5 separate regions of the Homo sapiens genome follow, and regions 1, 2, 3 and 5 are each linked to region 4. Evidence: chromatin loops called from intact Hi-C (ENCODE). Cell type or tissue: MCF 10A. All regions are shown on one strand. Links, peaks and the distances in the headings refer to the core of each region. The heading gives the core; the rest is flanking DNA.

Region 1 (6,457 bases), core at 814-5,813, 140 kb before region 4:
TATCATTCATTTATTCAACAAACATTTAGCACCTTGTATATACCAGATGCTTGCAAGCTCACATTCCCTTCTACAGTGTACCTCCATTCCTCATTTCATCATTACCCCCCACTGTAGGTGGATGTCAGCATCCCCATTTTACAGGAGGAAGCAGCATTCAGAAAGGTCAAGCCAAAAGAAAGAGAGAGAGAGGAAGGACAGAAGGAAGGAAGGAAGGAAGCAAGCAAGCTGGGCACGGTGGCTCACACCTGTAATCCCAGCACTTTGGGAGGCCAAGGCAGGCAGATCACAAGGTCAGGAGATTGAGACCATCCTGGCCAACATGGTGAAACCCCATCTTTACTAAAAATGCAAAATTAGCTGGGTGTGGTGGCATGTGTCTGTAATCCCAGCTACTCGGGAGGCTGAGGCAGGATAATCGCTGAAACCAGGGAGTCAGAGGTTGCAATGAGCCGAGATCGCGCCACTGCACTCCAGCCTGGCCACAGAGCAAGACTCTGTCACAAAAAAAAAAAAAAAAACAAAGAAAGAAAGATCGAGCCACTTGCCCAAGGTCCCACAGCCTGCAAGGAGCTGAGCTGGGATCCAAACCTAGGAGGTGCAGCAGACTCCAAAGCACATGCTCTGTACTTGTACATAGTTTGACCTCTCTTGGGACCCCTCAGTAAGGTGGGGGTGGATGTAAACATTGGTTTCAATATAGTACAGACGAGTTTAGGGTGTGTGGGCACAGTGACCCCATCTGGGCAAGCAAGAATGTTAGGCAGTGCTAGGAGGCAAAATGAGAGGCATTTGTTCATTTACTTACACATTCACTTTTGTATTTCCTCATTCATTCATTCACTCATTCTTTATGCATTCAACACATATGTAGTGAAGAGCACCTATTAAGGGTCAGATCCTTTGCCAGTTGCTGAGAATATGGTGATTAAGAACCAGTCCCAGGCCGGGTGCGGTGGCTCACGCCTGTAATCCCAGCACTTTGGTAGGCCAAGGCGGGCAGATCGCCTGAGGTCAGGAGCTCGAGACCAGCCTGGCCAACATGGCAAAACCCCGTCTCTACTAAAAATACAAAAATTAGCTGGGCGTGGTGGCACATGCCTGTAATCCCAGCTACTCGGGAGGCTGAGGCAGGAGAATAGCTTGAACCCAGGAGGCGGAGTTTGCAGTGAGCCAAGATTGTGCCAGTGCACTCCAGCCTGGGCAAGAGAGCGAAACTACGTCTCAAAAAAAAAAAAAAAAGACCCAGTCCCTGCTCTTGAGGGGCTCAGAGCATATACTTGATATACTTGGAAGAGGCAGACATGGAAACAAATCTTTCTCACACAGTGCAAGGGAGAGTGCTGGAGGGGGCCCTGGATGAGGAGCAGCTGCACTGGAGAGTCGAGGACTGGAAGGGTCATTTATATTTATGTGGGTAAAGAGGAGAGACTCTCTTCATAGAGGAAGCATTGTGGTCAAAGGTGCAGAGGCACGAGTGGACCTGGAGAGTTCTGCAGGCCAGCAATGTGGCTAGAGCTGGGGAAGCGGGGGCACCAGACGAGTCTCAGAGAAAGGCTGGGCAAGAGCTTGGACTTTCCCCAGCAGACAGGAGACTGAAGAAGGGTTATAACCTCAATGATGATCTAATCAGTTTTGCATTTTAATAAGACAAGACAGTGGTGGTGATCAAGAAGGGTGGAGGCAGAGCTGGAGGAGAAAAGAATGTCCAGATGGATAGAATCTTTTATGAACATCTTTTCCTCCCCTAGCTTCCCCTCTCCCTATCTTGAGGATCAGAGACCACCCCCCCAACTTCTACCTCCTCCCCTAGGCAGCTGATGACTTACTGTCTGTCCCTCCCTCCCACTGAGCTTTATGAGGGAGCCCCGTTGTGCTAGTTTGGGTCCTCCAGGAATCAGATATCAAGACAGAATTAGATGCGCAAGAGATATATTGAGGGGAGCCTTTGAAGGATAAAAGAGAAGGAGCAGGAATTAATGTCAAAAGCCTCAGACTGCAAGCAGGCCTGATACCTATGAAAGGAGAGAGGGAAGGAAGGAGACTGGTGTGGGAAGAGCTGCTCTCTGCATTGCAGCTGTCAGAAAGTCTGGGCCAGGCCATGGGGATCCCAGAGCAAAGGTTGAAAGAGGAGTGCCACACTGGGCAGGGATGGCCAGCTTCAGTGCCCCACTGTGCCCAAGCATGGCTGGGAGCAGTGTGGAGACAGCATGGCCTCAGCCTGAATGGTGCAGTAGATCCTAAGAGTGCAACAGCTGGAGGCTCTGCCCCCTCCAGCATCCATCTGCCCATCCAGAGAGGGAGGACATGAAGAGAGGAAGAGGAGACTCACATTTGGTGGGTTTGAGCTCATGCATGCAGCTTAGCCTCCTAGAGCTTCTCCAGCCTGTAAAATATGGCACATAATTCTGATTTGGAAGGGTGGTTTCGAGGGTGAACTGAGGGAATGAATGTACAGGGTGCCCTGCACAGTGCCCAGCACAGAAAAGGAGGGCCTTGGTAAGTATCAGCTGCCCACATCTACAGTGGGTTAGAATGAGGGCCCTGGGGGTTGGGCCCAGGAGTGGGGCTGTGGTGGTGAGTGGACAGGGCTGGGCTGGAAATGTCCCCTGAGTGCCCCCTCTCACCTCAGGCTATGGCAACCTGAGCCCCAACACGATGGCTGCCCGCCTCTTCTGCATCTTCTTTGCCCTTGTGGGGATCCCACTCAACCTCGTGGTGCTCAACCGACTGGGGCATCTCATGCAGCAGGGAGTAAACCACTGGGCCAGCAGGCTGGGGGGCACCTGGCAGGTGAGGGGGCTGCTGGACGGGGTGGGGATGGGTCACTTCTAGAATGAGGGGCTGTGGTGGGAATTGGGGTTACTAATGACAAGAGGTGGGAGCAAGTGTTACTGGTGAGGTTGTGTTGGGATTGGGGGTCACTGCTCAGAATAGGGTCCTTAGTGAAAAAGGGCATTAATGGTGGAGATGGGGTGGGACTGGGCAGACAGGAAGGACATGAGGCACAGGCTCCAGGCAGGGAACCTGGAGAACACAGACCAGGTGAAGAGCCCCCTTCTTACTGGGGACAGCTCTGGCCTGCCTCCAGCTCCCTCGGCTCCCACGCATGGGGTGAAGGCCTCAGGAGGCCTGGGGACAATGTTGCACCCACAGGATCCTGACAAGGCGCGGTGGCTGGCGGGCTCTGGCGCCCTCCTCTCGGGCCTCCTGCTCTTCCTGCTGCTGCCACCGCTGCTCTTCTCCCACATGGAGGGCTGGAGCTACACAGAGGGCTTCTACTTCGCCTTCATCACCCTCAGCACCGTGGGCTTCGGCGACTACGTGATTGGTGAGAGTTCCTGGCGGTTGGGCTGGCGGGGACATTCGGCTGCCTATACCTCTCACTCATCTGCTCCCGCAGCTGGCGCACCTGCTGTGTGCACGCCATGTGGGGGCTTTTGGGCCCAAAATCCGGAGACACTGTCCTACCCGCTTTTGTTGTGTGACGGGTCTGAGGTCACTCTGGCCCTTCTTGACCAACGCGGAGAGGTCCAACACGTCCGCGGGCCCACCTATTGTGCTTAGAGCTCTCCACATGACGGGAGTCCCCGCCTCCCTCCGGGGTCCATGCTTGCCCCAGGGTCTCCCTTCCCCACTTCACTCTCTCCCTATGGAAGGCCAATCTGTCCCACTTCTCTGGGGCTGGAGATCACAGTACCCGGGGATCAGACAGTAGGGTCCGGGAGACTCCTGGAACCCCAGCCTCCCCAGAGCCCTGTGGGAAAACAGTTGGCAGGCAGATTCTGAGTGCCAGCAAGAAAGGGCCTCATGGTCAGTGGACCCAGGGTGGGTTTAATCAGTGGCACAACCCAACCTAGGCAAGACAAGGGCCCTAGAAGCCACCAGCCTTGCATAATCAGGCTGAGTCCGATGCCCAGCAGGTGGCAGTGGAGGGACATTCTGTGCCGTGGCGGAGTGGCTGCGCCCCAGCTCAGCCTCATCACCGCCCCTTCCTGTCCCTGAAGGTGCCGCTGGCACCACTACCGCGCCAGCCTCAAGCGGCTTCATGCACTCCCTCTGATCCCAGACCCTAATGTGGGGAGGAGGCCTTGCCCTTCTTCACTTCTTCAGCGACAGAACCCAGCCTGGAAGAATGAAGTTAGTTTCAGCTAACTCCTCAGGCAACCTACAGCAACAATTGTCACCCCCATTTTACTGAGGAGGAAGCTGAAGCTCAGAGAGGCTGAGCCATCTGCCTGAGACTGCACAGCTAGTAAGATGTGAATCCTGATCTATTTGACTCCAAAATTCATACTGTTTCCAGGCCACCTAAAATGTCTCCTCTCTGGGCCTCAGTGTTCCTGCCTATAAAATGAGGCAATCCCTAGAGCCCCTCAGTGCCTTCTAGCCTCTGTTTGCAAGGTCCCCAGGAAGAGGGGTCAGGTGTTGGGGCCTCACACTGCCCCCTTCTGGATCTCCCTCATCCTGGGAGGTCTGTTGCTCTGGAAGGAAATTCTTGGGAAGATTTCTTCCAACTGGGTCATGTTCCCACCTTTACCCTCAGAGTAGAGAGATATGTCCCAGGACAGCTGAGCCCAGTAGCTCCAAGGGCCATACCTGCACCCTCGCAGCTCAGAGTATGATTCTTAGATCTGTCATTTCTTCTCTATTTCCACTGCCATTTCCCTAGTTCAGGCAGGGTTGTTGCATATAGCTGCACAGGTTGGGCACTGCACAATCCTATAGTTTTGCTACTTACACAGAGCATAATAAGGATGGCACCCAGGGACTTGTGCAGCTTCTCTCCTTGTCCCCTGTTGGCTCTTATGACCTTTAAAAATTACAAAGGCTATGATGTCACCTGCCCAGCTCCTCTGAAGAACTTCATTGTTTTCCCATAGTTTTAGGATAAAGTCCAAAATCTGTAACCCCCCTCCTACCAATACAATCTGACTGAGGAGATCTAGTCCAAATTCTGTAACCCCCCTCCTACCAATACAATCTGACTGAGGAGATCTAGTCCAAACTTTAAGCCCAGAGGGACTGCCCAGGCCTGGGGCAAGGATGGGCAAGAACACTCCTGCCCAGCGGCCACTGCAGTTGGCAGAGCTTCTCCCTTCACCACATCTATGGAGACTTGCTACCTCCTGGGCCCCTCTGCAGTCATGGCAGTGCCTCGTAGCAGGTCACCACAATAAGAGCCCCAACTGCTTCACCTGCAGGGGATCTTCCTTATACAGATGGAGACACTGAGGCCTGGAGGAGGGAAGGGAGTTGCATAAGGTCATAGAGCAAGTAAGTCAGGGCAAATCTAGGATAAACTCCCAAGCCTGGGCCCTTCACACCACCCATGTTTCAGAGTCTTCCATGCCTATTCCTCAAACCTCTCAGGTCTCCTTGTCCTCCAGTAACAGGGACAACCCCTTTCTTGGATGGGGATACTGAGGTCCACCAGTTGGCTACTGGGTGTTCACATCCCTGCATCAGCAGCCACAAGAGGCGCTGTCTTCACAGCCACTCCTCTGCCTGAAGGCTGTGGCCAGAGCCGCCCCCAGGTCCCATCCGGCTACTCCTCCCCAGCCCCATAGCCTGGCGCCTCCCAATTGCATTTGCAGCTCAGTTGAGCGCCTTGCCAGCTGCCAGGTCTCCTGCCACTTATGATTTCAGCTTAAAAAAATGAAATAAAAACGGAGAAGAGCGCCTCCTCCCCTCTGTCACCAGGAGCAAGCCAAGCTGGCGGGTGGCAGGGCCAGAGAGCCGGCTCAGTGCCTGATCTCATTTAGGACCATCAGCGGAATCATAGCCCCATAACCCAATCAGCCTAATCCAATCCCAGCTCCTGCCAGGCAGCACAGGTCAGCTCCCAGGTGGCAGCCTCATCCCCATGTGGGGGTCCTAGAGAGGGGCCCAGCCTTGGGGGACCTGGAGAGAGAGGCTGTCTTGGGGCCAGCAGGACAGGATGAGGAGTAGACAGAGGCATGGTACAGGGAGCAAAGACAGAAAAGGATGACGAAGGAATAGGAGGGGAGAGCTCTACCCTTTGAATGATTCCAATCTGATGAGGGAGGCAGCACAGACCTCCAGGGAGGGTACTAAATGATAGGGCAAATCCTTGGCAAGATTTATCTAAGACTCACAGCAGCTCCCATCAGTCCCCTCCCTCAGCTATACTTACCCAGCACCAACTTCGTTGGGGGTGTCCGATGGTGAGTGAAACAAGCAACCACCTATAGATCTTGGGCACCTGTTATGTACCAGGCACCATTCTGAGCACTTGAGCTGCATCAGCCCATGTGATCCTCCCAACAGTCATAGGAGGAGGACTCTTACTGTCTCCATTTTACAGATGAGGAAGTAACTTTCCCAGCAGACACACATAGGCCATGAAAGCAGCACGTGTAACAGAGGAACCCAACGTGGTCTGTAGGGAGTGATGTCTGAACTGAGGTCTGCAGGATGAGGGAAGGTAACCAGG
Region 2 (6,343 bases), core at 1,344-6,343, 140 kb after region 4:
TTTCAGAGAATATCAGACAGTCAGAGTAGCAGAAGCAATTGAGCAAGTTGAGAGATGGGATGGGTGATAAAGCAGAAATTTTGTTTGAGGCCAGCTCCTAGAAGGCTTTGGTATTTGGAGAGTACATTCCAGGCAATGGAAACTCTTTGAAGGCTCCATCTTCTGTCTCTGGATGTTCCATGAGGTTTCCCACCTTTAGACTGTTCTCTCTCTCATGCTGCTCCTTTCCTTTGAACATACCCATCTACTGTGTTGGTAATATCTATGAAAAGTTCAAGACCCAATTGAAATGCTACCTTATCTTCAAGTTCATCCTCAATCCTGAGTTTCCTTCACCATTCCTTTGAACTTCACCCATGGCCCTGAGTCACCTTGCGCCTCCAGTTACGGTGAGTCCCCTATTCATCTGAGGTCTCTGGTGGCAGAGATGGTGGCTCATTCATGCAACATCACCCACAAGACCAATCCCTTTAGGATGATGTATCTCTCTGCACGTTTCTTTTGGTCTTATTTTTATGCAAAGTCCAAACTAAAGGAACATTTTGAATCAAGGAAGGTATAAATCTCATTGCTCATTTTGCCAAGAGCAAAATAAGAAGATGTGGATTGATTCCAAGGAAGAAGAACAATTACTTTCCTTCTCTCTCAGCTTCATTGGCTTAATCATTTCGTCCTCTATCCTTTGCTCCTTTGTGCACACCAGGTCTCCCTCACTCAAGTGGGGCAAATTATGTAATTAGTGAAAGAGCAACAATTTTGCAGAGAAAATGGTTATGTGCTTATGGAAGTTCAATTAATGTCAATTAAAATGTCCAAGGAAACCATTTACTGGGCCTAGAGAAAGAAAGCAGAACTGGACCCTGGCAGAACTAGGGACAGCTGAGAAGCACTGACCAGAAAGAAGACCATTTTGAGGCCCTGCCCAGGTGCCTGGTGCCCATCCTTGCCGGACCTTAATGCCCATCTCTCTCTCTCTTCTGTGTTGACATAGTCCAAAGTAACCAGCAACAGCAGAGAGTGCCCAGGAAATGGCACATGTGTGACTTTAACTGGTCTGATCAATGATCTTTGCCAGATTTACACCTTCTTCACCTCTATTCCCAGTTTTCCACGAGACATTCAAGTCATTAGAGGAAACTGAACATAATTATTATTCTTGGAAAACCTATCGTGATATCCAGGGGTTTCGACTTTCCATTTGCCTTCAATTGTTTTAGCAGCTGGACAGGGCTATCAATAAAACATGTGTGTTTGATTTTGGAACATGCAGCTTGGTTTGCTATAATGTCATGGTGTTTAACTTTCTCTGTGTCCACCCAGACTGACAGGTGCTTCCAAATTCTAGCCTCAGTTCAGGAGGATATTCTTTCTCAAGAATGCCATCCTTACTTTAGTGTATGTATCGGCCAAGGAAAGTGCTAAAACACTTGAGCCAGGGGTTGGCTACTTTATTTTTAAAACTGCCTTTATTTTTTTAAAGTTCTATGGTTTTGACATTGAATCAATATCAGGAAAATACCAGAGGCCACTGCTACAATTTGCATTTCATAATGTGTTTTCTACTGTTTGAAAGTACACTAGACTGTGGCAGAGTTTTCTCTGGGGTCTTTTCTGTAAACCTTACCTGGGCTATTGCTTGGTTGCCTGGTTTTGTTTGTCATCAGCATCTCTGATCAAGGTGGCAGAAGGATGAGAGGGAAACAAGGCAACTTGAAACATTCCCTCCTTCAGAATAGATGAAGGAATGAAGCTCATGCATTTAGCTGTGGGCAGGCACAAGGATTCTAGATGAGAAGACTGGTAGAGACACTTCTTCACTGTCCTGAAGCCGCATGAGCATTCAGTATAGGACCCCATCTGTTTTGTTAAATTGACAGTTTCCTTTAGCAGGAAATCAAGGTTCAAACTGAGTTTTAGACTAGCTACAGAATAAGAAATAGCTTCACTTTTTAAAGACTTTGCTTTTTAAGACATTCAGCATGTAACCTAATTTCATTTGATAGGGTTTGTTTTTCCCTTCTCCATTTGCTGCCTAGAAATGTGTTTCATTATCTCCTGCAGAATTGGAGTTGGGAGGGAAAGCTGGAGAGTCTAAGTTCTCTGGGCCTCAAAAGCAGTAAAAATTAAAATAAAACAACATAAAATAAAATTAAAATAAATCACAGGAACGGCCATCCCAGAGGATTTTCTGTCTTAAACACTTCATACTGAACAGCTGTACTACTGAGGAGTACTGGCTGGGTCTCTTCAGTTTCCATTTCAGAAGCACAGAGTTCAGAACACCAAACTCAAAAGAACAAAAGATAACACGTTAGCACAGACATAGACATGGCTAGATTTTATTCAAGGGAAATTGGTACCTACTTGAGGGAAAAGTTTACAACTACTAGGCTCTTTTTAGGATGTCACATATCAACACTTTCAAATTTTTAAAATTCAGAGCTTCCAAAGTGTTCTAACATCCAAACAGGGTTTTATCTTTAAAAAGTAATTATAGTGAAATATGATTTCCCAGAATAAAAAACATTCATTTAGAGTTATCTTTTTGAATATTGATATGTGAGGAAAACACACACGCACTAGCAATTTTAGAACATCAACTTTTTAATGTAGAAAGAGTAATTAAGGAATTACTGGGGAGAAAAGACACACACATCACTGAGTCCCTCAATAGCACAGGCTGTCTATGTGGGTTCTGGTGCCCTGAGCAGATGGAAATGAACTTACTTGATGTCACACAAAAGGGCCACTCCTCTCAGGATCCAGTGATCCGGGGACAACACTGTTCGTAAATATACCACAGTGATGAAGGTCAAATCAGTTCGCCTGGGTTTCTTGTAAATAGGACACACATACAGCTTGGGGTCCTTGGGTGCCGTGGAGTTAATGGCAAAGATGTGGAGCACGGGTAACTGCGTGAAGAGTACCTTGGGGGTGGATTCCATGAGCTTCCCATTCCGTCTGTCCCAGGCTGCTCCATCCATGTAGAGCCCATAAATATACACACCTTCCTGGAAGAGTCAAGCATAAGGTAATAGGATTTATTTTTTAAACTAGGTGCTGCAAAATTAGTCATAAAGGCTGTCAGTTTGGAAATAAAACACACACCAGTCTTAAAACACTACCAAAGGGAGAAAGCACCACCGGGTACATTGCATTCGTGAAATACTGAGCCCAGTTTTCTCCTGCAGCCTGTGTTGAGGCTATGAGTGCTGTAGAGATGTTCGTGTTTGTTATTAGTTATTTAAGTGTGGGGTGGCCTCCCTGAGCAACAGGCTTAGCCGGTAGCACCAGATCACCTCTATAGGGAGGTGAAAGTCTCTGAGAGGTCTGGTTTGAGTTGGTGGAAGGTGGGAGCATGGAACAGGATCTAGAGCTGCTGTCAGGTGGGATCTCAGCCTGCCCCCGGCCAACCAACCTGTGTCTCAACTTCATCTCAGTCACAGGATGAAGTGAGGTTTCCACAGCCAGGCCCAGCTAGCGGGAGAGTCAGAGCGCCCCCAGAGGCCAGGCATGGTAGAGCCAGGGGAATCATGGCCAGGGCAGCATCTGGCCACCCTCCCCAGTGTCTCTCTCATACAATAGGCCCTACCCTGGGGTTCCTCATCATTAAATCAGGGAGATAAGATGCATAGGTGCAGAAAAATTTTTTAAAGATAAGAATTGAATAGCAGCACACACTTGTTACTGGTGGTGCCCGGTGAACTGTTCTGGGGGTGAGGGCGGTGAATTCTGAGGCAAGGTCCCTGTGGCTGGAGTGCTCAGGAGCCTCTGTAGAGGGGATGGCCTTGATGGGCCTTGATGGGCTTGCAGCAGGGGGCTGTGTTTGGAAAGACAGAGGAGAGAGCGTAGGCATCACAGGCAGAAGTAACACTACAAAGAAAGGCAGGGCGAGCCGGAAAAGCCCCAGTATTTCCTTTATCAGAGGGCTCGATGGTTGTAAAAGAAGTCAGGGGTTGACTGTGGAAGGATCTGGGTGCTAAGCTGAAGAGTTTAAACTGGATCCTGTAGGCAGTATATTCACTAAAAAAAGAAAGGCTGAAGGAGAATCACAGGGGAGGCTCCAACAATCATGCCAGCTCACCAAATAGGTAAATGTAGAGGATGGTGACCGTTTTTCCATCTCCAGTGAGGATCGGATCAGGGAAGTAAATGCTGATTAGAACGAAAGACAGTAAGATTCATTGCAAAGTGTTTCTGGAATCCCCCTGTGGGGGCTCACCGTGTGAGGACTGTGTTTTTTGAACCAAAAACGGAGGCACATGATTTGACAGTAAAACCATGGGCAGTCCCAGAAAATCAGGACATATGGTTACCATCATTAACTCAGTGGGTGACAATCAACTACATGAATAATGGGACCACTTAAAAGCCATCATATGGTAAATTGTATCCCTCTCCAGGGTGCTTTCAGCCTCAGAACTTTAAAAAGTCAGTGAGAAGGTGTGGTAGATAGAATAGTGTCACCCAAAACTTCATGTCCACCCAGAACCTTAGAATGTAATTATTTGGAAATAGGGACTTTGCACACATTGTTTAGATAAGGACATACTGAATTAAGGTAGGTCCTAAATCCAATGTGACTGGTAACTTTATAAGAAGAGGAGAGGACACAGAGATATATATACTTATACAGATGAATGTGAGAATGGAGGCAGAGATTGTAATGATGAAGGAAAGCCAAAGATTGTCAGTAACCACCAGAGGCGAAGAGAGAAGCTTAGAACAAGATTTTCCCTTGGGGCCTCCAGTAGAAACCAACCCTACCCTGATTTGACTTCTGGCCTCCTAAGCAATGAGAGAATAGATCTCTGTTGTTTTTAGCCACCCAAGGTAATGATACTTTGTTATGACAGCCTTTGGAAAGGAACACAGATTTTGATTCCAGGAAGCAGGATGCTGTGGTAACAAATGCCTACAGATGTGGAAGGTATTCTGGAATTGCATAATGGGGAGAGGCTGGAGGAATTTTGAAACTGCCTAAAAGAGATTGTTGGTGGGAACCTGGAGGTTAAGGTGCTTCTGGTGAGGCCTCAGACAGGAATGTGGAAGATAATACTGGAAACTGAAGGAAACGTGGCCCTCGTTATAAGGTGGCAGGGAACTTGGCTAGAACTTGGAAATCATCTGGTCCAGCCCCCTTACTTGACAAATGAGGGAATGAAAATCAGAGAAAGGGAAAGGGAGACTGATTTACTGAGAGTCTACATGGGGTCCAGCACCACACCTAAATGATCACATTTAAATCTTCACAACTACCTTTTTTAAAATTTTATTTATTTATTTATTTGAGACAGAGTCTCGCTCTGTCACCCAGGCTGGAGTGCAGTGGCGGGATCTCAGTTCACCGCAACCTCCGCCTCCTGTATTCAAGCAATCTTCCCACCTCAGCCTCCCAAGTAGCTGGGACATTACAGCCTGCCACCACCCCAGGCTAAGTTTTGTATTTTTAGTAGAGACGGGTTTCACCATATTGGCCAGGCTGGTCTCACACTCCTGACCTCAAGTGATCCTCCCGCCTTGGCCTCCCAAAGTGCTGGGATTACAGGCGTGAGCCACCGTGCCTGGCCACAACTCCTTTAATAAGGTTGAATTATCATGCTCATTTTGCAGATGAAGATGTGAAGACTCAAAAAAGTTAAAGAATTTTCCCACATTCATTGAGCAGATCAGTGTCCAGGAAGTGGGGGCTCTTCCCCCCAGCCATGTTCCTTTCCACTCAAAGGGGACACCCCTGGAACTGGCCCCTGGCTCCAACCTGCTAGTCCCCTTCATCTCTGCTGCCCTCAGCACTGCTCTGCTGCCTACAGTAGAATCTGTGAGTAGCCCACAGCAGTAGCTGGAGATGTGTAGAAAAGCCTTATTTATTTATTTATTTATTAAGACAGGGTCTCACTCTGTCACCCAGGCTGGAGTCTGGTGGTGTGATCACTGCTTATTGCAGCCTCAACCTCCGGGGCTCAAGCAATCCTCCCACCTCATCCTCCCAAATAGCTGGGACTACAGATGTGTGCCATCACGACTGGCTAGTTTTTGTTTGTTTGTTTGTTTGTTTATGGTGGAGACAGGGTCTCCCAGTGTTGCCTAGGCTGGTCTTGAACTCCTGGGCTCAAGCAATCCTCCTGCCTCAGCCTCCCAAAGTGCTAGGATTATAGGCATGAGCCACCGCACTTGGCCAAAAAGCCTTTTTAGCAAACACAAGTGTAACTTGTAATTTTGTAGAAATGTAGTCTACGGAGTTCTAAGAGCTCATTAGACCTTGTCATTAATCTTCCACTCTGGCAGATGGGGGAGGCTTTGGCACTGATGTCTTCTGGCTATGATGGAGGGAACCCTCACTGCA
Region 3 (5,000 bases), core at 1-5,000, 290 kb after region 4:
CGGTCTTTCAAAACAAAATTACTTCAAAATAAAATATTGTCTTCTATGATCCATTTTAAAGTAATTACTAAATAATTCACTGATTTCGGCCTTATATATTGTTTCTAACCTACCCACAAATGACTGACTCTCTTAACTGAGAATTGAAGCTCTAGAATGTGTAAGGAGAGATCACCTATAGATCAGAATTAGGAGAGCCCTTGAAGATCTATGATTAATTCTGTTTTAACTCAAAGACTAATAAGGAAAACCGAGTAGGAAATAAAGAATGCTGGCTGGGCATGGTGGCTCATGCCTGCAATCCTAGCACTTTAGGAGGCTGAGGCAGGAGGACTGCTTGAGTCCAGGAGCCTAGACCAGCCTGGGCAACATACAGAGACCCTGTCTCTATAAAAAATCTAAAAATTAGCTGGGCATGGTGGTGTGTGCCTGTAGCCCCAACAACTTCAAAGGCTAAGGCAGGAGGACAGCTCGAGCCCAGGACTTCAAGGTTGCAGTGAGTTATGATTGATTGCACCACTACACTCCAGCCTGGGCAACAGGCAAGACCTTGTTGAAAGAAAAGAAAGAAAAGGAAAGAAAAGAAAGGAAAAGAAAAGAAGAGAGAGAGAGGGAGGGAAGGGAAGGGAAGGGGAGGGGAGGGGAGGGGAGGGGAGGGGAGGGGAGGGAAGGGGAGGGAAGGGAAGGGAAGGGAAGGGGAGGGAGGGGAGAAAGAGAGAGCGAGAGAGAAAGAAAGAAAGAGAGAAAGAAAGAGAGAGAGAAAGAAAGAAAGAGAGAAGGAGGAAGGAAGGAAGGAGAAAGAGAAAGAAAGAAAGAGAGAAGGAGGAAGGAAGGAAGGAGAAAGAGAAAGAAAGAAAGAAAGAAAGAAAGAAAAAGAAAGAAAGAAAGAAAGAAAGAAAGAAAAGAAAAGAAAAAGGGAAAGAAAGAGGAAAGGAAGGAAGAAAGGGAAAAAACAATGCTACAACTACTTGTCAGATAATTTTTATTTAAAGATTTTCCTTACCTGTTATATGCTAAATTTCCAAAGCCAAAATTGCCTCCCAAGTTTTCTTGATTGCAACAGGCCCCTTTCTGTTCTTTCCCACGAAGCTACCAACTTTATTTATTTTTATTTACTTATTTATTTATTTTGAGACAGGGTCTCACTCTGTCGCCCCAGCTGGAGTGCAGGGGTGTGTGTGTGTGTGTGTGTGTGTGTGTGTGTGTGTGTGTGTAGGTGTATGTGTTATTTTTTATTTATTTTAAAATTTAATTAATTACTATATTTTATTGACTGTCATTATTATACACACTTTATGGGACAGGTCACTAAACCTGACAATGGGAAAGATAGTTCATTCCCCTTCCTCTGACAACATCCCTCTGGGAAGTGAAAATAATAGAGAAAACAGTAAGATCATTAAGAAGATCTTTAATAGAAATCAAAATTATCAGAGCTTTTACAGCCACATCATCAAATGATTTTTATGGACTGTCTGAACTTTCTATTTCAGATGGCTGTAAACTGCAACTGAGTGAAAAAAAAATCAAAATCGAAGTAGTAAATGTACAAAAAAAAATCTTACTTGCACAATATAGTTGCACTCCAAGAGCTGCATTTTGGGATTGAGATTTAGCTTCATATATGTGTATGTATCTTCAAAGACTTTCTCATACAGTGTCAGGAATACAGCAGCTTCCTGTGCAGTGCGTTTCTTCAACCATGCCTGCAACAAAGAAACAGAATCTGTGTTTATTGAGAAAGTGAAACGTGGAGAGACTCTGAGGGTTCTTCTTCCCATCTCTCTGCCCCACCTGTAAGATTGGCCTCCAGCTGAGAGCAGAGCTGCTGATATAGACCATGCCCATCCTAGAAACCGTGGCAGGAGAGGCGTTCTCGATATTGTGGACTTCAAACAGAAGCTTACAACTAGGGGCCATGGGAATGCGATCTCCATTAGCTAACGTCAGAGTTTTATTGTCATCCAAAACGGAATTTAAGTTCTCAATCCAGATGGCATCCACAGGACCATCTAAAATGAGGAAAATGTTTTCACCTGAAAATAATTAAAACAGAAAATCACTTTTCACTTGCAAGTAATTAAAATGGAAAAATCAAAAAAATACTGTGTTAATACGCTAGCAGGGAAAAAATGATCACAAAGGAGGTTTGTGTATACCTTTTTTAGCTTTTAATGTTTTTCTCCACAGAGTAGAAAAAATCCCATCTGTCCAGTCATTGGTAGCAGTGTCCAGTCTGCCAAACATCTGAGGTGCAGTAATGGCTTTTGGATTCATTCGCATTTCTCTATGAGGCCTTCCGCATTCTGTTTGCGCCTTCATTAGAATCGTGATAACGGTTGTCTTTCCAGAACCACTGGGCCCAAGAGTCATCAAGCCATGCCGTACCAAAGACGTCTCATATAACTACACAATTAACCAGTAAATTAAAATATGTAATTTATGAGTCTCTTGCTGACATTCATAGTAGCTACTTGAAGATTAAAGGCTTTAATAAGCTCTTCATTAACGTAACTAGTTCACTATTTTTAAGTTGTAAAAAATGTTGTTTTACTAGATGTGCATAGCAAATGAGCACCACGTTATAAAACGATATGTGCTAAAGTAATAACAATGTGGAGCTTGAATTACATTTTGGAAATAATTAACTCAGCATCTAGTTTTTGCTTCTTGCGTGATGATTCCCTGTGATTTTGGCTTGTTGGTCTATAACCAGCAGTTGTTCCATGCGCAAACTTTCTCGGCATCCAATGTGATGATATCGCCCCTTAGTGGTGGAAAGCAGCAACGCAGAGCATCACAGTGAAGATCCGTTTCAAAGGGGCCTTCTAATTCCCCAGAAGTACATCATGAATGAGGATTCCTGTGCAAGTGATTTATTCAGGTAGTGCTCCCAGGAGAAACCAGTAAGAGAAGAGGAAAGCAGGACAGGAATGGGAAGAAGCCAAGCAAGGTGTGATTGAGGACAAAGCCCTGTAGAGGACAGACTTGAGCCTGATCCCTCGGGAGACTGGAGTGTAACTTACACCTCAAAGATTGCTCCACCTGGAACCAGGCAAGCTTGACTTTCCTACTCCATCAACTCTTAGAGACGTTTGTTTGGGGGTGGATGGGAAATAAACTCCCGTGCAGCACCTACTCTTTGTGCCTGCCAACAAAATGGCTCCAGGCCTCCTTTTGCTATTAGAAGCGAAAACACACAGAAGCTGGGCAGGGGCACGTGGAAATGGTACAAGAGATTCGAGGAGACATGCTAGGATCATGGACAGCCGCTGCTATAACATCCCGTCTGCAGTTTTCTCATTAAAAAAATTAAGAAGTCAAAGGTCTGACAGCTGATCAGAGGGAGAGTGAGTTATTCTCCTAACATTTTGGACAGAAATGTATTACCATTGTAAACTATAGTTTAAAAGCAACAGAGGCACTGTTCCTGACATGTTCAAGAGCAATGTTATTGACATCAACAAAGAACCCAAAATTCTAGTCGCCACCCATTGAGATGGCAAGAATTTTAAAACTCAGTATACTGTATGCATATCATATATAAAATCATGTTTTCCCAGAAATTTTTTAAACTCTTAAAATGGTTTCCAGTACATGAATGATGAAAAAGACTTTTCCCCCATGCACATATTTCTTTGTAAGATTTGGATGTATCTCAGATACTTGCACATCTTATAATCTGGCAAGAACAGTAAGTTAAAATAAGAATCGTTATATTAATATTTCAAATGCAGTTTTCAACAATGTCCACAATTTCAGCTCCTTAATTTTCCAAAAGCTCTGGAAAATATTCCCAAAGCATCAAGCTCATAGAGATTTAATCCTGTGTCTCTGCTACAAGTTCTTGATTCTACTGGTAATCCAATCAAGTGGTTAGATGGTTGTCACAAGGATGAAATGTGATGAACAGAAAGACACCAACATATGCAGTCAAAAGATTCAGGTTTTAGTGTAGGTGAAGGATATAACATGTCCACACACAAAGCAGGAGCAAAATAGCACTCCCAGATTCCTCAGGCTCTGCACTCCACTGAGGCACCCAGCTGCAGCCAGTACTATCAGATTGGCACAAGAAGACATCTGCGTTGTTCCGTTCCCCTAGAGTTTTTATAACCTACTATTTCCGCCCAACATTGTCACCAGGTATAAGTAAAAACTGCAGTAAATTACTGCTTGATTACTGTGAGGCAGGGTAAATCCATACTATCTTCCTAGGACCACCACATCCTTCCAAGTATTCTTTTTGCAATGATGTATATATGATGTTTTCATTTAACATTTACATCAAGTAAGACTAACTATGAGTTTTTCTATTCAGACAGGAATGTTTAACACATACTTATCATTATACTAATAATAGATTAAAATGTCTTTACCTGCACGAGTTTCAGGTTCCAGGGTGGATGGTTAATCAAACCCTCTATCTGAACCTGATGGGCTACTGCGTTTTGCAGTTCTGCATAAGTATTACTATCCAGTTGCAGTCCTGGGAACAGGTCATTGATTAAGCTGAGGAACAGGGGTTCATCTTCATCAACCTAAGGTGGCATAGTTTAAAATAAATTTACTCATTCAGTCAACAAACATTTATCAGCTAGCTGGGATGTGCATAGTACTTATCACTTCATCCCCAGAGAACCATTTATTACTCTCCTAATCAGGCTTGTATTCTCTAGTACTTTCTCCAGAATATCACTGATATGGTTTGGCTGTGTCCCTACCCAAATCTCATCTGGAATCGTAGCTCCCATAACTCCCACGTGTCGTGGGAGGGACCCAGTGAGAGGTAATTGTATCATGGGGGCAAGTCTTTCCCTGCTGTTCTTATGATAGTGAATAAGTCTCACAAGATCTGATGGTTTTGTAAACGGGAGTTCCCTTGCACATGCTCTCTTGCCTGCCGCCATGTAAAGACGTGACTTTGCTCCTCATTCACCTCCCAGCATGATTGTGAGGCCTCCCCAGCCATGTGGAACTGTGAGTTCATCAAACCTCTT
Region 4 (6,457 bases), core at 601-5,600:
GCTAGAGTCACCTGTGACCAGGTGGAGGACAGGGGTCCCAGCAGCCTCACATTCCAAATCCCACCACACAGGGCCGTCTAGCAAAGCCAGGGGAGCTTAGAGAGAGTGAGCTCCACATCACTGGCAGCGTGACTGTCCCTGAGGGATAGGTGATCTTGCCACTTTGAGCCTTAGGAGTTAGAGATGTCAGTGTTTCATCCCTCTGCCTCTGGACCAGACTGCAAGGAAGGGAATCAGTCTTGAGTTTAAAGAGTGCTAGAAAAGTTGATTTCGGAGCTTCTCTACGTCCCTAGATCACTCATGAATTCTTCCTTTCTTCCACCTCTCATTTGAACAGTGTTAATTCTTCTGCTTTCCATGATGTTTATGAATGAATTGGGGTGTCCCTTTTCTTGCAACAGAAAGTGACTAGGGTCATGCAAGTGACAAAAAGGGTAGTTTCCAAATATTATTGGACCAGAACCCATTTAGGGTCCCTCCTGCCCAGGCCCTTGACCCCCCCCTGCACAGAGGCCCAAACAAGAACCATGGGACAGAACCTTGGAGGGTGCTAACTCCTGTTGGCGCCCAGGGCTCTGGGAGTTAAGACAAGCATGTGTGTGAGGGAGGTACGAGGGCGGGGGTATTCTTTACTTCTTGGCCTGGCCTCCCATAGGGAGCTTGGACAGCTGGGTGGTCAGCCTCACTATCCCACATCACCCCATCCCTCGATGTTCTCAGTCACTTTAAGTGCTCCTAGTCCTCAGGATCTGCTTCCTCTGCAGTCTGACCCAGTATCAGAGCTAGAAAGTTACCATGCAGATGAGGATAGGTCAGCAGGTGAGGGCTCTCACTCTCAAACCCTCAGAGGGTGCAACAGGATTCAAAGCCCGTGAGTTCCAGTGAGGCTTGGACCTCACTCTTGGCAGCTCAACCTCAAGGACTTTCCTGACTCACGACACAGTCAGAGAGGTGGGTTTGGTCTTGTGCTTGGAGTTTGAGCTATGCTCTTCGCAGATATTGAGATGTAGTCTTGAGTGCTTTTAAGACTTCTTTCTGAATGTCTGCATATGGTTGTGTGTGTGTAGATGTGTTTGTGTGAATGCACTTACATGAGAGAGAAAAAGGAATAGAGAGGCAGAAAGACAGCGGCAGGGAGGGACAGGAATAGCCCATCCAAGACGCTAGAGGTGGAGTCTCTCTCCACTCCAGACTGCGGCTGCTTCTCCCCTCAGACTGGGGCTACCTGAGGACTGGGCTGTGTCTCCCCTCAGACTGGGGCTCCCTGAGCTCGGGGCTCTGTCTCCCCTCAGACTGGGGCTCCCTGAGAACGAGGCTGTGTCTCCCTCAGACTGGTGCTCCCTGAGGATGCAGCTGTGTCTCCCCTCAGACTGGGGCTCCCTGAGGACGGGGCTGTGTCTCCATCAGACTGGGGCTCCCTGAGAAGCTGGTCCCCTGAGGACTGTTTTGTACTCTGCATATGTGTCTCCCACACGTGTGGGATGAGTTCACTTTCCCTGAGTTTCGGCAGCTTCTGTAGAAACACTCAGGGAACAGCAGTCTGTTTCTGGGCTGGAGTTCAGGGAGGTCTGGCTTGGATCTTCTTAACAGACATGACTCTGGGACTCCCCAAGGTCTGCCCAGACTCTGCCCACTGAGTGCTGCCCCTCCATCCCATTCCCTCACTCTTCCCTTCCCGCTGCTGTGGGGCAGAGAGGGTTGGAGTGTGAGGTCTCTGGACTAAGGCCGTCCCTGCCAAGCAGTCCTTCTTCTTGACTCCTCAGGCTCCAGCACACCAGATTCATGGGCTGAGTGATGGGCCGAGGGGCTTTACCGCGGGGCCTCTGGCATCCCCTCTTCCTGCCCTTCCCCATGTGGCAAGCTCTCTCCCCACTCATCCCTTGCCCTGTGTGGGTCCCTTCTTGCCTGTCATGAGCTCTTGCCTTGAAGGAGGTGTCCAGGAGCCAGGAAAGATGGAAGAGAAGGACCAGGAATAAGAAGAAAAGAAAGATCACAAGGAGGGTGCTGCCTGGGCCCAGCAGCCATACAATTAGGTGATGTGTGCTGGGTTTGTAAATTATCTCTCTTATCATTTTTGCTTTGATGCAGAACAAACAGAACTCCCCATGGCATTTAAGTCTCTCAAAGGCTGGGATCTTTGTTTTGCTCTCTGTTGTCTCCCGAGTGTCTAGATGCCCAGCCCATAGCAGGTGCTTGGTTAATGACTGTGGGACGGGTGACAGAGTCTCAGCCGGTTGTGTGGGCATGGACTTTTGGACTCTTCTTCCAACAGTTCCAAGTCCCTGTCCAGCCCACCTTGCTCCCCACACGTTCCTAGGGGGTTCCCTTAGGGATCTCACAGGCTCTGTGGAACCCACTTTGAGAACACCTGGAGGAGCTGTCCTCTTCAAATTCTAAGCTCCCGAGGAAGGGGAGAGAAGGAGGAGGAAGCATGGAGTGAAGGGGACTCCAGTAATTTCGAGTCGGGGCTGAATGTGGGAGTTTGTGGTGGGAGATGGAGGCTTCTCCAGCAGCAAGCCCCGCCCCAGCTAAGGGAAACCCAGAAGAGACCATTGAGAGTCAAAGTTATGTATTCTGAAGGCTGATGAGCGCTCATTGGAGGAGAGGTGTCTGGGCAGGATGCTGGCAGCTGGGGGCTCTGAGGGTGTCGCAGGGAAGCAGAGCCACCTGCCCGTCTCTGGAGACCTCGAGTCCCTCCCGCCCGTAGATCGTCACATGCAGCGCCACTGCCCCCTTGTGGTCATGCCGCCAGCAAAGCCGAAGCGTCCTGTCCCTGCAGTGGGGATGCTCTAAGTGCCTGGAGGACGAAGACCTCCCCCAAAGCCAGATGCTCTCTGGCTGGGATCAGAACCAGATAACTCAGGGAATCTGCCTCTGGCTTCCCTTTCTCCTTCAGGCCAAGGCTCCCAAAGCAAGAACCATCAGAAACCAAAGCCACGTGGTGCGGTGTGTCCAGCTCCGGCCTGGGAGTATAGAGACCAGGGCGTGAATACTGCTGTCCTCAACATGCTGTGTGACTTGGATAAGTCTGATAACCTCTCTGAGCCTCCATGTTCTTGTTTATAAAATGAGACTCACAGTTCCCATCCCACAGGCCTCAGGAGCTGTTGCGAGGGCTTGTGAGACACCTTTTGCAAAAAGCCCTGGGCAGAGAGGGGTGAGGCTGGAAGGCTTCTGCCAGGAGAAAGCAGCGCTGGGGAGTTTGTGGGAGACAAAGGTGAAGAGGAGAGTGGGAAGAAGGAATTTGCAGTTGAGGGACCCCAGAGACAGGCCCTCAGGATTCATCACCCTTTGCCTTTAAGAAATTCATCTTGTCTGCAAAGCTCCCCAGATCCCAGCAATTCCCCACCAGGAGCTGGGACCATGTCCCTCCTGTCCTCCTCTGTTGAGCCTCATGCTGGCCCCATGGTGCAATACTATAGCCAGACATTAGAGCCCTCAGGTCTGCTGGACAATTGATGCACAGAGACCACCAGGTTTATTCTCCCCCAGCTCTGAGGTAATATAACAAGGATCGCCTTTCCTCTAGTTTTCAACGTGCTCTTCATTTCTGTCTGAGACCTCACTGGAAGCACCTTTAACATTCATATTGCTGCCAGGCACCATGGCTCACATCTGTAATCTCAGCACTTTGGGAGGCCAAGATGGGCTGATCACTCAAGGCCAGGAGTTTGAGACCAGCCTGGCCAACATGGCGAAACTTCATCTCTACTAAAAAAAAAAAAGAAAAAGAAAAAGAAAAATTAGCCAGGCATGGTAGTGGGTGCCTGTAATCCAGCTACTTGGGAGGCTGAGGCACCAGAATCATTTGAACCCAGGAAGTGAAGGTGGCAGTGAGCCGGATCGCACCACTGCACTCCAGCCTGGGCAAGAGTGAGACTGTTTCCACAAAGGTTAAAAAAAAAAGAGAGAGAGAGATATTCATATTTCTAGCAACAATCTCTTTGAGGGTAATCTAGGCTTTTTCTGTCATGCGCCTTCCAATGCTTTCAGCCTCCACCCATTATCCAATTCCAAATCTACCTCTGCATTTTTAAGTATTTGTTATAGCAGCACCCCAGAACCACCTAGAAGCTACTGGAAGAGGCACAGGACAGATTTCTCCCTCAGAGCCCCCGGAAAGAACCAACTCCACGGACCTTGATCTCAGACTTCTGACCTCCAGAACTGTGAGATAGATTTCTGTTGTTCTCAACTACCTAGTTTGTGGTACTGTGTTATGGCAGCAAACATATTAGTTTGCCCTAGCAAACGAATACACACCATTGCATCCTCTTTCAGCTACCTGGCTGTGCTCCTGCCTCCAGAGCAGCCCCTCATCTCCAGCTCTGCCTCCACCCTCTAGTCTTCAGTCTCTTCTGCAGGCCCTCACCACTCCTGTGGCATCCATCTTGAATCTCTGCAATGATCCCAAATCCAATTCTAAGTCACTTCGAGGTCAATCACTGTCCTGACAATAATTGTCCCAGCTCATGTTTCCTGCTCTATCACGTGGCAGGCACAAGGTTAAGTGTTTACTGCCGTTCCCTCATGGAATCCTTGCTTGAGGATTGTCCCATTTTAAAGAAGATGAAACTGAGGTTCAGAGAGGCTAAGTAACTTGCCAAAGCCACATAGCTCATATACGTTGCGTTATGTGAAAATCTATGCTCATAATCAGTGCACTCGCGTGTCTCCTACACACTGTTCTGCCTCTCCCAGAGACATGGTTTCCAACTGCCTTCCACATCACCACCTGGAAAGCCTTAGGTCTCCTCAAGTTCACTGTGTCTAGGACAGCTTGATGATTCCTCCCCTCCACACACACACACCTCACACCAATCCCTTTCTCCACTTCCTGTAATGGCCCTGGAGTCACACGGGCTGGAGACCTGGCTTCCCCTCAGCATTCTTCCAGGGCCTCTCAGAGCTTGGAGGAGGCTGGGACCACTTCTTCTTTTGAGACCCCAGTATATAGATTTTTTAATTTTAAGTTTTTATTGATTGATTGATTTTTTTTTCTTTGAGATGGAGTCATGCTCTGTCACCCAGGCTGGAGTGCAGTGGTGTGATCTCGGCTCATGGCAACCTCTGCCTCCTGGGTTCAAGCAATTCTCCTGCCTCAGCCTCTTGAGTAGCTGAGACTACAGGCGCCTGCCACTACACCTAGATAATTTTTGTATTTTTAGTAAAGACGGGTTTTACTATATTGGTCAGGCTGGTCTCGAACTTCTCACCGCAAGTGATCTGCCCACCTCGGCCTCCCAAAGTGCTGGGATTACCGGCATGAGCCACCGCACTTGGCCTGAATGATTGATTGATTGATTTTTAAAAATTTTAAATACAGTAGTATTCAGTTTTTTGGTGTTTAATTTTTATGAATTTTGACATATGCCTAGATTCTTGTAACCACCACTACAAATAGGCTACAGAACCATGGCAGCACCCTGGGGAGTGCCAAGCCCTGGAAACCACTGATCTGTTTTCTGTCCTGTATTCATTTCCTGTGGCTGAGGTAACAAATTACCACAAATTTAGTGGCTTCGAAAACTGAGATTTATTCTCTCAAAGTTCTGGAGTCCCAAAGTACAACTTCAACATCATGGGGCCACAATCAAGGTGTCGGTAGGGCCACATTTCCAACACTGAAATTTCTAGGGGAGAATCCATTCCTTGCCCCTTCCAGCTTCTGGTGGCTGCCAGCATTCCTTGACTTGTGGGCACACTAGCCTAATCTCCATGGCTAGCATCTCCAAGTCTCTCTCTCAGTTCCCTCTTCCTATCACCAATTCTTCTGTGTCAAATCTCCTGCCTCCGTCTTATAAGGACACTTGTGATTAAGAGACCCATCTCCAGATACTTAATCACACCTGCAAAATTCTTTTTTGCCAGATGTGTTAACATTCACAGACTCCAGTAATACATTTTGGGGCATTACTTAGCCTAGTGCATGTCCCTACCACCTTTTTCAGAAGGCCATATGAATGGAATCACACAGTATGTAATCTTTTGAGACTCAGCATAATGCCTTTGAGATCCATCCAAGTTGTTACATGCATCTGCAGTTTGTCCTTTTTTATTGCTACTTCTATTATTTATTATTTTATTATTATTATTATTATTATTATTATTTTGAGACAGAATCTTGCTCTATCTCCCAGGCTGCAGTGCAGTGGCATGATCTCAGCTCACTGCAACCTTAGCCTCCTGGGTTCAAGCAATTCTCCTGACTCAGCCTCTCGAATAGCTGGGATTACAGGCGTGTGCCACCACACCTGGCTAATTTTTGTATTTTTAGTAGAGACGGGGTTTCACCATGTTGGCCAAGTTGGTCTCTCACTCCTGACCTCAAGTAATCTGCCTGCCTCAGCCTCCCAAAGTGCCGGGATTACAAGCATAAGCCACCATGCCTGGCTGATTTTATTATTTTTTTTTATTGTATGGTTTGTTTATCCATGGTATGGATGTATCACAGTTT
Region 5 (5,000 bases), core at 1-5,000, 190 kb after region 4:
AACCTTGAAAGATCACCTACTTCTGCCTCTAACTGCACAGATGGGGAAACAGAAGCCCTGAGAGAGACATAACTTGATCAACTAACTGCTTTCAGCTAACTGATTTCACAGCAAGCACGAAAGTCCAGGCCTCCTGACTCTTAGTGAAGTGTTATTTCTAGCCCTCTATTATTTGATTTTAAGAGATATTCAGCCTTTTATTCCTGGACACTCCACTGGTAACTTCACCGCCCTAGCAGTGAAAATATTTTTCCTCCGTTTTAACCCAAACACATGTGGTGTTAAGTGCAAGGGCACTTTAGCCCCATGGCTGGACCATGGTCCTGTTGCTCTTCTTCCCTTTAGCACTTGGATAATGGCCACTAAAAACACAGGTTGCCACATTAACCATATGGCAAATACCCCCAACCAGCTCTCCATGATAAGCACAGTGGAAGAGTTGAATCATCACTACTGGGAACACAATCATAAAATATTATTTGTGAATTGGGAATGAAATAGCAGAGTTAAAGCAATATTTGTATTAGGATGTGATAAGGTCTAGCAAAGCGAACAATTCCCAGATAAGAATGTATGAAATAGGCTTCTGTGACTTGAAAGCTGTAATTGACAATCCAAAGGCCACAATGGAACTTAGTAAAGATAACCACCAGCAAAGCATTTAATCTGATTTTAACTTTCTCAGTGTTGGGAGGCAGACAAACACCACATCCCTCTCCTGGGCAGCCAGGAACCTAGTAAAGTGGTAGGGATAATGAATTAGGGGTAAATACACACAGTATTTTCTGGGATGAGCATTAAGTTCCCCTCCATCTTTGGACAGGGCAGGGAGAGGTAATGTGAAGTTCTGCCCATCACTGTACACAGCTAAAAGCCTGACTCCTGGGATAGACCAACTGATTTATTTTGTCCTTCACCCCAACCCCAGGAAAGAAAGAACTCCAGGTAGGGCTTAAAGGAATCTCTTCAATTCTCTGTGAAATCAAGGAATGGATCCAGTGCATTGAAAATGTATAGCTTTTGAATTACAGAACAAAATATAAAATTCAGATGCAGAACAAAACACTAACAATAATTTAAAAAATCGTAACAGACAAGTTGCTTGGTAATCATAAAATTATTAAATTACTGCGTCAGTACTAAGACTGTAAAAGCAAACAGCAAATGACTTGAGAAAGACAGGGAGCTGCTGTTCCTCCTCCTCCTCCAACATCACCACCACTTTTACTATCAGGTAATAAATAGAGTCAAAACAATACATAAATCAGAGCCAGCCAATCCTAGTTCAGCCAATCCTAGCAACCACATTTGAAGAGTACTTAACATCTTTGGGATGGTGATAATCCTATCTTGAAATGTGGTTGTTAGTATTACAGGAGATGGTGCACATAAAATTCTTGGCCAGCACAGGCACTTTCAAAACCAAGCTCCTATCTTTATAATCCATTAGCTCATTCTACAAATATTTATTGAGCTCTGACAATCCCCTGCGTGCTGTTGTGACAGTAGGAGAGTCAGCAGTTACGAAAAGACAGTCTTCACCCTGGAGAATCTTACATTCCAATAGTCAGGGTTGGGGGTTGGGGCAGGGGGCACACACAAAATACATAAACAAATATACACTATACCAGGTGGGGAAAGTGCTATGAAGGAAAAGAGAGTAAGGAGACAGAGCGGCAACGGATAGCACCCTCCTGGAAGCCTCTCCAATGGGGCCTCAGCACACCACTGGCCATCTCCTAAATGTGAAAACTGCTTTCTGCAGTTACCTGCACAGTGGAGTGTAAAAATGCTACTGTGTAAAGCATCGGCTTCCACATGGGTAAATTACTGATGTCCAGAAGGTCTTGATTAATTCCAGCAAATGTTCTTTTCAAACCTGCGCGTACACCTTGGGGTGGCTCATTAGTGAATTTGAGAGAGGTCTGTCATGAAAAGAAAACAGTGCTTTTGTTTCTATAAATTACTATAAAGAATAAAATAGAAATTACAATATTAGGCTGAATATCCTTTATCTGAAATGCTTGGGACTGGAAGTGTTTTGAATTTCAGATTTTGGAATATTAGCATTAAATTGTTATATGAGCATTGCCTTTGAGCATTCTATTGGCATTGAGAATGTTTCAGATTTTGGAGCATTTCGGGTTTCGATTTTCAGATTTAGGATGCTCAACCTGTATATCAGAAAACAATATGCTTATGGTACATAAAGTGGGGGCAAAGTTCAGCATTGTATAAACTAAGTACATTGATCAGAGCTGAAACTCAATAAATTAGTACTAAGTCTTAGAGCTCTTCTATGGAAATATTTACTACAGTCTAACCTTGATGTCAAGATTTTGATGATTATAGTATTATAGTATAAGATCTTGCAGTCCAGACCCTACAGGACCAAAAAGCCCTGTTGTGTTCCCATCTTTCAACAATGTCAATGATGTCATCTTTATTACTATGACTCTCGATGAAAAGACGTTTAGTAACAAACCTGAAGCAATGTAATTGGAAATCGATCATGGGGCTCCGTAGTTATCCATACTCGGAAAGAATCATCACTGGCTTCAGTGGTAATTAGCGTCTCTAGTAATTCTTCCATGAATTCCAGGCCAAGGTGGCAATTTTGTAGTAATACCCAACCACCCTGTATCCAAAAATAAGTTCATATTTATTTCTTGTAACCTTTTTGCTATGATTTTAATAAAACAAAATGTGCACTTTTTTTAAAAACCATGTGAATACTCTGTTTTGAACACATTTTTAAAAATTATATGTCAATACAATCATTTCTCCTGCTATGGTACAAGTAATTGGTACAAGCTAATTACTTAGAATCAAGTGGGTTCAAAATGATTGTATTCTGCCACCCCTGGTTCAGAAAGGAACAGAAATTAAAACTTGAAGGCAGACTTGTGTAAGTACAGTGTGTGCACCATCTAATGGTGGGAACGGGTATTTTGGAATCAGTAACAAGTTGTCCTGCCTAAGGTAAATCAGAACTGACTCACCCCCAAAACCCAGAAGACTGGTTCACAGTTATTCATAGTTACAAAGAAAGATACACATGATCTCATGAAAGCTGGAGACAATACGTTTGGTGACATTTACTACCATAATGCTAAGCTTTATTCTTTATCATCACTCTCCACACTTTCCTGAAACCACATAACTTATTAAGCACTTTCTAAATAAATACTTGATTAAACAAACTACCTTAAACAATATGTCACAAAACCATCACTGCCCTGTGAGAACATAGTTTCTTTACTAGACATTTTAATACCTTTATACAGGAATCAGCTATCTTGAACTACATAAAACTACAAAATAGTGAGCATGATAAATATATGGCAAGGCATATATACCATGTCTCAACTGTAAGCGAAAATACAACTCACACCGGCTTAACTAGTAAAGGGGATGTGCCGTCTATACAACTGGGGTTTCAGAGGAAAACAGCATTCAGGATTAGTTTGTGTCATCATGGACCCACTTACTTTCTGGTTCCCCACTCTGTGTTCCACAATGCCAGCTTTATGCTAAACATGGTGTCCCTCAAGGCGGCAACATGGCTGCACCTGCTCATGTCTGGTTTTCTTTTCTGATTATGCCATATAATCAATACTTACCCCACTTTGACAAACAGACCATGGAAGTTATAAAGGCTAGTATTCCAAAGACAGTTAACATGAACACCGTATTTAAATTAAAGTTTTGCACCCACAGAAACTAAAGAAATTATTTAAGGCCCAAAGTTAAACTGTCAAATCACTCAATAGAGTGAAACATTTGATCCGAGTAAAAATAATTATGTATAATTGCTTTGAGATATACATGTATAAATTAAATAAATTATTGAATTTAATTAAGTGATAAAGATTGAGGCTTAGGGCATTTGAGAATTAATGACTAGCTGGAAAAGTTGATGACCCAACAGAGTTTTAGCCCATTAACCCTCTCTAGTCATTAATTCCCAGGGAAAAGCTGCACCAAAGTTTGTACAGACATTCTGAGATCAAAAGCTTAAAAATAAACCAATATCTTATTTTATTTTTATAAATGGTATAATTTCTTATTACAGCTGAAATGGCTATCTACAGAGCATTTCTAGAAAATTAATGTCCTGTGTATTTATTAGGTGTGATGGGAAATCTCTCTCAACACTCCATTCAGCTTGCAATTATTAGTGAAAACCATTATCAGTATTTAAACATAGCATCCTTAAATATTCCTTCTTTGCCTGAAATGATCCGTTAATGAAAAATGAAAGTCTGCCTTTAACTGAAAATGGAAATTTAACTGTCTCAATCTGTCACTCCTTAAGTACTACCTATTCATATTGATCATGAAATTCCAAGACTGCTAGAGATGCATTCTTAGAAATCAGAAGGTGTGTCTCCCAAATCATAAAACGAACAAAAAATTGGTGAAGGTAAAATGGAGCATATACTATAGAAAATGGAATAAGCTTTCCATGCGAATATCAGGAGGAAACTAGACTGAGGTTTAAAATTCACAGGTAATGATAAACAAAAATGGAAAAACCAGGATTGAGCATCACGAGAAGAATGTGGTAACATCCATGATTGTGGGGTTTCTAGCAATAATGTTGCAGCAGGAGCAGTCTCTTGTCACATACCTGCTGCATTGACATCTGAATCAGCTTTCGAGCATGTACTTCTTGTCCTTGCCCCATTGAGATAGTTCTACATTCTGTAACATAGGAGAAAGTTCACTATGATGAAACACAACTCTTACAGCAGGATTAGAATGAAAAATTAATTTCTGAATGATTATAGCCTCCTTCTATTGTTTCTAAAAAAAAAAAAAAATCTTTGCTGTTCAAACAGGCCTGGCCTTTGGTTGTGTGGATCAGAGAAATGCATGGAGCAGAGACCTGGAGGCACCACCCGGAAAAGCGTGGGTTGGGGGTCAGGAAGGGAGAGAAAAAGGCACGTATGGTGGGCTTTTAGAGAGTTTGAGATTCTTTGGAGACAATGAGGAAC

What was found. A loop is a pair of places that touch in the nucleus more often than their neighbours do. Peaks named below come from ENCODE experiments on the same cell type or tissue, not always from the same donor. Only the 100,000 strongest peaks of a DNase experiment are listed, where the experiment ranks them.
Region 1: it touches region 4 in a loop (15-fold over the local background); 109 of 110 quality-filtered maps call a loop at or near these places.
Region 2: it touches region 4 in a loop (4-fold over the local background); 4 of 110 quality-filtered maps call a loop at or near these places.
Region 3: it touches region 4 in a loop (8-fold over the local background); 28 of 110 quality-filtered maps call a loop at or near these places.
Region 5: a loop joins it to region 4, with 5 times the contacts of the local background. A loop is called at or near these places in 18 of 110 quality-filtered maps.

Annotation. Positions count from the first base shown.
Region 1 is chr6:39,300,831-39,307,287 of GRCh38, reverse strand. KCNK17 (potassium two pore domain channel subfamily K member 17) reads left to right here. Exons shown (of 5, transcript NM_031460.4): 3 at 2,633-2,793; 4 at 3,157-3,331. Among named protein-coding and RNA genes, the nearest start is that of KCNK17, 10 kb to the left of the region's middle. RefSeq lists silencers at 3,251-3,410, 5,404-5,503 and an enhancer at 3,964-4,263. In MCF 10A, for the core only: CTCF peaks have their summits at 3,925 (motif pointing right) and 5,456; a DNase peak (open chromatin) is centred at 3,947.
Region 2 is chr6:39,026,773-39,033,115 of GRCh38, reverse strand. It overlaps DNAH8 (dynein axonemal heavy chain 8), which reads right to left. Exons shown (of 93, transcript NM_001206927.2): 93 at 2,324-3,011. The coding sequence ends at 2,724. Among named protein-coding and RNA genes, the nearest start is that of GLP1R, 19 kb to the left of the region's middle. In MCF 10A, for the core only: a CTCF peak has its summit at 3,501; no DNase peak of the experiment used is centred there.
Region 3 is chr6:38,869,942-38,874,941 of GRCh38, reverse strand. It overlaps DNAH8 (dynein axonemal heavy chain 8), which reads right to left. Exons shown (of 93, transcript NM_001206927.2): 49 at 4,380-4,541; 50 at 2,160-2,406; 51 at 1,795-2,036; 52 at 1,566-1,706. Among named protein-coding and RNA genes, the nearest start is that of DNAH8-AS1, 81 kb to the left of the region's middle. In MCF 10A, for the core only: CTCF peaks have their summits at 2,585 and 2,787; a DNase peak (open chromatin) is centred at 2,761.
Region 4 is chr6:39,162,870-39,169,326 of GRCh38, reverse strand. No RefSeq gene overlaps it. Among named protein-coding and RNA genes, the nearest start is that of SAYSD1, 51 kb to the right of the region's middle. In MCF 10A, for the core only: a CTCF peak has its summit at 2,725 (motif pointing left); a DNase peak (open chromatin) is centred at 2,736.
Region 5 is chr6:38,971,299-38,976,298 of GRCh38, reverse strand. It overlaps DNAH8 (dynein axonemal heavy chain 8), which reads right to left. Exons shown (of 93, transcript NM_001206927.2): 83 at 4,634-4,707; 84 at 2,486-2,638; 85 at 1,770-1,925. Among named protein-coding and RNA genes, the nearest start is that of DNAH8-AS1, 21 kb to the right of the region's middle. In MCF 10A, for the core only: a CTCF peak has its summit at 2,909; a DNase peak (open chromatin) is centred at 2,938.